Linked DNA regions of Homo sapiens: region 2 is linked to region 1. Evidence: chromatin contacts called from ENCODE Hi-C or POLR2A ChIA-PET data. All regions are on one chromosome and are shown on one strand. Each heading gives the region's core, a stretch centred on a gene start or an enhancer-like site at or near the end of the contact. The rest is flanking DNA. Distances are from core to core; before and after follow the strand shown.

What was found. A loop is a pair of places that touch in the nucleus more often than their neighbours do. ChIA-PET counts read pairs that join two places held with the same protein, here RNA polymerase II (POLR2A).
Region 2: a loop to region 1 is called in a map of CD4-positive, alpha-beta T cell, with 4 times the contacts of the local background. The contact joins two enhancer-like sites. A Hi-C loop is called at or near these places in 1 of 168 maps with a recorded cell type or tissue (CD4-positive, alpha-beta T cell). POLR2A ChIA-PET finds 5 or more read pairs at or near these places in 4 of 52 experiments (OCI-LY7, Panc1, T-cell and 1 more).

Annotation. Positions count from the first base shown.
Region 1 is chr6:131,279,735-131,283,168 of GRCh38, forward strand. It overlaps AKAP7 (A-kinase anchoring protein 7), which reads left to right. Exons shown (of 8, transcript NM_016377.4): 8 at 1,796-3,434. The coding sequence ends at 1,992. Among named protein-coding and RNA genes, the nearest start is that of AKAP7, 150 kb to the left of the region's middle. RefSeq lists enhancers at 1,598-2,106, 2,107-2,615. Within about 2 kb of position 1,942, at least 12 of the 41 ENCODE cell types and tissues checked have a DNase peak (open chromatin) inside an H3K27ac peak, as active enhancers do.
Region 2 is chr6:131,324,218-131,327,770 of GRCh38, forward strand. No RefSeq gene overlaps it. Among named protein-coding and RNA genes, the nearest start is that of AKAP7, 190 kb to the left of the region's middle. Within about 2 kb of position 1,664, at least 3 of the 41 ENCODE cell types and tissues checked have a DNase peak (open chromatin) inside an H3K27ac peak, as active enhancers do.

The sequences.
Region 1 (3,434 bases), core at 692-3,191:
GACTAGATTCAGGAACAGCCCCCAGGGTGCAATGTCTGGCCTTGATACAGAGCACAAGTAGGATGGCAGATGTAGACAGTCATTTACAGTGTTTTGGAGGGTACTTAAAAAGTATTCCTTCATTTGCAGTTGGATTTTTCCCTTTTAAATGGGAAGAGTCATTATACAAACAGTTCCAGTTAATGCATTTGGAGATGTTGTCTGTAGAGTATAAACACCGTGTTGTAAGGTTGAGATAAAATCCCTAAATATTAGGCAATATATTCATTCATTCCTACTGATAAACAAAAAGTCTTAACTTGCCACCCAACATGACATTACCAATGAATTTACTTTCATAGTAAATACATTACCAATGAATTTCTTTAACCGTATTATTTAGTAAGTTCTATTTAGTTATTACTGAGTTGACATTTACTCAATTCTAAACATATTTTGCACTGCAGATGTTCTATCTTGGACATCTGATCATGGGTCTGGGGTGCCATATTGCCCATATTTGAGGAGAAGGCAGTTGCTAAGGGTTCCCACTATTAGTGTTTCTAGATGGGTCTTATCCTACCCTCTCTTCTGCTTAGGGTGTTGCTAGGAATGATGGGGATGGTTATAAGCACAATTAGTCTTGATGGGTGTTACATACAAGTAGGGGGCTCTGAAGCAAGGTTGGGGGCCAGTTCTCACCCTTGGCATACCTGCTTCTGTTCTTCAATCCCTATTACATGTGAGTACAGGAAACAGTGTCCATCTTCCAGCTCACACCCTTTGTATCTGCCTGTCTCAGACCCAGAGATGCAAGTGCAACACTCACTGGCTTTGCCTTCTAGAACCCATGGGTAATCTTGCAAAACTGAGCTGATCTTAATGTGCGAGCATCCTGTGACTTCTTTGCTTCCAACCTTGTTCTTTCCTGGGTCCCCAGCTCGATGGGAGGAGATTGAGCACTGAATGGTCACTCTCTTCTTTGTCTCCCTTAACTGGGGAAGGAGCCCCTTAGTTCCTTTTCCCAGTTAAAGGAGTCTGAAAGAGAGTGACTGGGAAATGTGTAGCATGAGAATAGTTGGGAACCAGCTCTTTTAGAATAAAATGAAAGATGGAATAATTAGACCTGGATTATCACTCCCAGGGAAGTAAAATGACCATAAAATATTTACATCTAGTAATTTATCATCATAATCCTAATTTTTCTTTAAAGAATTTCCTATTTCTTAAATTGCAGTGATAGCACTGGGATTAAAAAAAATATTAGTCTTACAAGCTTACTTTAAACCAATTCCTAGTGGTAGTAACTGCCTTTATCTTCAAGGCAGCACTGAGCATTTATTAACAACCAACCTATAGGCCAAGCATTTTTAAATTAGTGATCTTAAGTAATGAGATGCTAGGGAAATCTTGATGACCTGATATTTGATATTCGAGAATGAGAAGCAGACATAGGCCTACTTAGTGAATTCACATGTCTGAGACTCCACGTGGTGGGGACATGGACGTTAGTAGTAGTAATTAGCCTTGGATGAGAGAAGAACAGAAATTCACATATAAATGGGAAACATCCGGCATTGGTAGGTAGAGCTTGTCTAGATTGGGACTAATGAACTACTTTTCAATCTGAAGCCTTCAGGAATAGACAGGCTCCTGCTTCTGCAAATACCAAATGAAAAGCCAACCCACTGTTCTTGAATTTATAGATCCAATTTACACTTGCTCTTTTTAACCAATGGAACTAGCCGGCCCCTGCATGCCAAGTTTCTATGGCAATGTGATCTCAGTGACCTCTCTTCTCTATTGTGGAATGTAGGTGAAAAGAACGGAGGGGAGCCCGATGACGCTGAACTAGTAAGGCTCAGTAAGAGGCTGGTGGAGAACGCGGTGCTCAAGGCTGTCCAGCAGTATCTGGAGGAAACACAGAATAAAAACAAGCCGGGGGAGGGGAGCTCTGTGAAAACCGAAGCAGCTGATCAGAATGGCAATGACAATGAGAACAACAGGAAATGAGCCCGGAACGCAGGCCCCCATGTCTCTGTGCAAAGCCTCCCTGCTTCCCTCTGCTGAGTCTAGGGACTGACTTGCAGCGTGCTGTTTAAGTTAAGTTTCTCTGGTGCAATCTGTGAAGATTGCCTAATACTTTTCATGATCGATGTGTTCGCATTGCTGAAACACAACAGAAGAAAAATGGAGTGCTGGGACTGGCAGAGGAAATTAATTGATGAAAGAAGAATGGCCCAAGTTTCATTCGCCCTCAGCCACGCACAAGGGAAAGGGAACTTTGGGTTATGCCTCCTGGACGCAAATTAAAGGCCGAGAAAGAGGCCTTGCCATCAATGGAATACTGCCATTTATATTGCTTAGCAGGGCATTTGACTACTTTATCTGAGGCCAGAACTCTCACACACAGCTATCAAGTGCTAAGTTTAAAATAATCACTGTTGGAATTGTCATCTGTACAATTAGTCCATAATGTTTCATGTTTGTCCTAAGTGTGCTGTTGCTATGCAGTGTGATCTTTATTTATAGTAAATTATGTTTCATGTAAATGATATATTTTTGGTGAAATGCAACCTTTTCTATAAAATGTGGGCAACATTTTAAAGTTTTTTTAAAATCCTATTTTGATAAGTCAGTATGCCATATTTAATGAAATGTTATTATATAATTTTTTTTTCTTAGGCAAGAAACCTATTGGAATTCGAGACTTAATTAATGAAGCTTTGCATCGAGAAACGATGGGTCTGAAGTCCAAAGTGAAACAGATAAAGGAACTTTTATTAAAGCCTGAGACTCAGGCCAGAATTAGGAGGGAGCTTTTTGAAGGAAGACTTATTAACAACAGTAATTCAGCAAATGACGTTGATTTCAGCACAACTTTGACATAAGCTCTACATTGCGATTGTGACAACATAGCTTATGAAATCTTTTCAGCTTATTAAGTAGCTCTTTGGTAAACACCAAAGAAGTTTCTGATAGTGTCTGCACAACAGCAAACCAACATTTGGTGAGGAATTAGCAATTTCTTGCCAAAGAAAATTGATTCTGCCCAATTATTTTTTGAGCTACACTTGTGTTTTAGAATATCTGTTTCTGTAATATTGAGAGTTATTTTATAGAAATGATTTCTTAATTAGCTGTTGTGAGATATTTCTCGGGTCCTTGCAGAAAAAAACATACAGACTGTGAACAAATCATTCACAAACAGAATAAAACAGAGCCAACAACAGTATTTTAAGGGTCACTTGCCTCCTGTTGACACAATTGTTGCTAAATCAAAAGAAGCGTTGTCCAGGTGTGTCTACATCTAGTGTTACTTTTAATGAGAATTTGAATGTTTATTGAACAATAGTACTTGAATGAACATTTATAAATGTAATTATTGCGATCACTGGTTAAGAATGTTTTATATATCCTTATAATATTTTTCACTGATCAAAATGTTGTTCTGC
Region 2 (3,553 bases), core at 414-2,913, 44 kb after region 1:
GGGGAAGGGGCAAGTACCCCAACTCTTTCTCTCCTTGTCTCTACCCCTTCTCTGCTTTTCTGGGGGAGGGGCAAGTACCCCTCAACCCCTTCTCCTTCACCCTTAGCAGCAAGTCCCGCTTTTCCAGAGGAGGGGCAAGTACCCCAACCTCGTATCTCTGTGCCCCAATCCCTTATTTCCACGCCACAACCTCTTATATCTCTGCACCCCAGTCCCTTATTTCCACACCCTGACTTCTTATCTCTGCACCCCAATCCCTTATTTCCATGCCCCGACCCCTTATTTCTGTGCCCCGACCCCTTATTTCCATGCCCCGACCCCTTATTTCTGCACCCCATCCCTTATTTCTGTGCCGCAACCTCTTATCTCTGTGCCCCAACCCCTTTTCCCACTTTTCTAGAAGGTAAGAACCCCCGAACCCCTTCCCTCCATTTCTCTACTCTCTCTTTTCTCTAGGCTTGCTTCCTTCACTATAGGCAACTTTCCACCCTCCATTCCTCCTTCTACTCCCTTAACCTGTGTTCTCAAAAACTTAAAACCTCTTCAACTCACACCTGACCTAAAACCTAAATGTCTTATTTTCTTCTGCAATGCTGCTTGACCCCAATACAAACTCGACAGTAGTTCCAAATAGCCAGAAAACGGCACTTTCAATTTTTCCATTCTACAAGATCTAAATACTTCTTATCGTAAAATAGGCAAATGGTCTGAGGTGACTGACGTCCAGGCATTTTTTACACATCAGTCCCTTCCTAGTCTCTGTGCCCAGTGCAACTCGTCCCAAATCTTCTTTCCCTTCCGCCTGTCCCCTCAGTCCCAACCCCATGCATCACTGAGTCTTTCTAATCTTCTTTTTCTACAGACCCATCTGACCTCTACCCTCCTCGCCAGGCCAAGCTAGGTCCCAATTCTTCCACCCTATAATCTTTTTATTGCCTCCCCTCCTCATACCTGGTCCGGCTTACAGTTTCCTTCCGTGACTAGCCCTCCCCCACCTGCCCAGCAATTTCCTCTTAAAAAGGTGGCTGGAGCCAAAGGCATAGTCAAGGTTAATGCTCCTTTCTCTTTATCCCAAATCAGATAGCGTTTAGGCTCTTTTTCATCAAATATAAAAACCCAGCCCAGTTCATGTCTCATTCGGCAGCAACCCTGCGACGCTTTACAGCCCTAGACCCTAAAAGGTCAAAAGGCCATCTTATTCTCAATATACATTTTATTACCCAATCTGCTCCTGACATTAAATAAAACTCCAAAAATTAGAATCTGGCCCTCAAACCTCACAACAGGATTTAATTAACCTCACCTTCAAGGTGTACAATAATAGAAAAAAGTTGCAATTCCTTGCCTCCACTGTGAGACAAACCCCAGCCACATCTCCAGCACACAAGAAATTCCAAACACCTGAACCACAGCGGCCAGGCATTCCTCCAGAACCTCCTCCCCCAGGAGCTTGCTACAAGTGCCAGAAATCTGACCACCAGGCCAAGGAATGCCTGCAGCCCAGGATTCCTCCTAAGCCGTGTCCCATTTGTGCAGGACCCCACTGGAAATCGGACTGTTCAACTCACCTGGCAGCCACTCCCGGAGCCCCTGGAACTCTGGCCCAAGACTCTCTGACTGACTCCTTCTCGGCTTAGCGGCTGAAGACTGACGCTGCCCGGTCGCCTCGGAAGCCCCGTAGACCATCAGGGACGCCGAGCTTTGGGTAACTCTCACAGTGGAAGGTAAGCCCGTCCCCTTCTTAATCAATACAGAGGCTACCCACTCCACATTACCTTCTTTTCAAGGGTCTGTTTCCCTTGCCTCCATAACTGTTCTAGGTATTGACGGCCAGGCTTCTAAACCTCTTAAAACTCCCCAAATCTAGTGCCAACTTAGACAATACTCTTTTAAGCACTCCTTTTTAGTTATCCCCACCTGCCCAGTTCCCTTATTAGGCTGAGACACTTTAACTAAATTATCTGCTTCCCTGACTGTTCCTGGACTACAGCTGTATCTCATTGCCGCCTTTCTTCCCAATCCAAAGCTTCCTTTGCGTCCTCCTCTTGTATCCCCCCACCTTAACCCACAAGTATAAGATACCTCTACTCCCTCCTTGGTGACCGATCATGCACCCCTTACCGTGTCATTAAAACCTAATCACCCTTACCCCACTAAATGCCAATATCCCATCCCGCAGCACGCTTTAAAAAGATTAAAGCCTGTTATCACTGGCCTGCTACAGCATGGCCTTTTAAAGCCTATAAACTCTCCTTATAATTCCCCCATTTTACCCATCCTAAAACTGCACAAGTCTTACAGATTAGTTCAGGATCTGCATCTTATCAACCAAACTGTTTTGCCTATCCACCCTGTGGTGCCCAAGCTGTACACTCTTTTGTCCTCAATACCTTCCTCCACAACTCACTATTCCGTGCTTGATCTTAAAGATGCTTTTTTCACTATTCCCCTGCACCCCTCGTCCCAGCCTCTCTTCGCTTTCACTTAGACTGACCCTGACACCCATTAGGCTCTGCAAATTACCTAGGCTGTACTGCCGCAAGGCTTCATAGACAGCCCCCATTACTTCAGTCAAGCCCAAATTTCATCCTCATCTGTTACCTATCTCGCCATAATTCTCATAAAAACACACGTGCTCTCCCTGCTGATCATGTCCGATTAATCTCCCAAACCTCAATCCCTTACAAAACAACAACTCCTTTCCTTCCTAGGCATAGTTAGTGCGGTCAGAATTCTTACACAAGAGCCAGGACTGCACCCTGTAGTGTTTCTGTGCAAACAACTTGACCTTACTGTTTTATCCTAGCCCTCATGTCTGCGTGCAGCGGCTGCCGCTGCTTTAATAGTTTTAGAGGCCCTCAAAATCACAAACTATGCTCAACTCACTCTCTACATTTCTCATAACTTCCAAAATCTATTTTCTTCCTCATACCTGACGCATATACTTTCTGCTACCCAGCTCCTTCAGCTGTTCTCACTCTTTGTTAAGTCCTACAATTATCATTGTTCCTGCCCTGGACTTCAATCCGGCCTCTCACATTATTCTGGATACCACACCTGACCCCCATGACTGTATCTCTCTGATCCACCTGACATTCACCCCATTTCCCCAAATTTCCTTATTTCCTGTTCCTCATCCTGATCACGCTTGATTTATTGATGGCGGTTCCACCAGGCCTAATCGCCACACACCAGCAAAGGCAGGCTATGCTATAGCACAAGCCACTAGCCCGCCTCTTAGAACCTCTCATTTCCTTTCCATCGTGGAAATCTATCCTCAAGGAAATAACTTCTCAGTGTTCCATCTGCTATTCTACTACTCCTCAGGGATTATTCAGGCCCCCTCCCTACCCTACACATCAAGCTCGAGGATTTGCTCCCACCCAGGACTGACAAATTAGCTTTACTCAACATGCCCCGAGTCAGATAACTAAAATCCCTCTTAGTCTAGGTAGACACTTTCACTGGATAGGTAGAGGCCTTTCCTACAGGGTCTGAGAAGGCCACCACAGTCATGTCTTCCCTTCTGTCAGACATAATTCCTCAGTTTAGC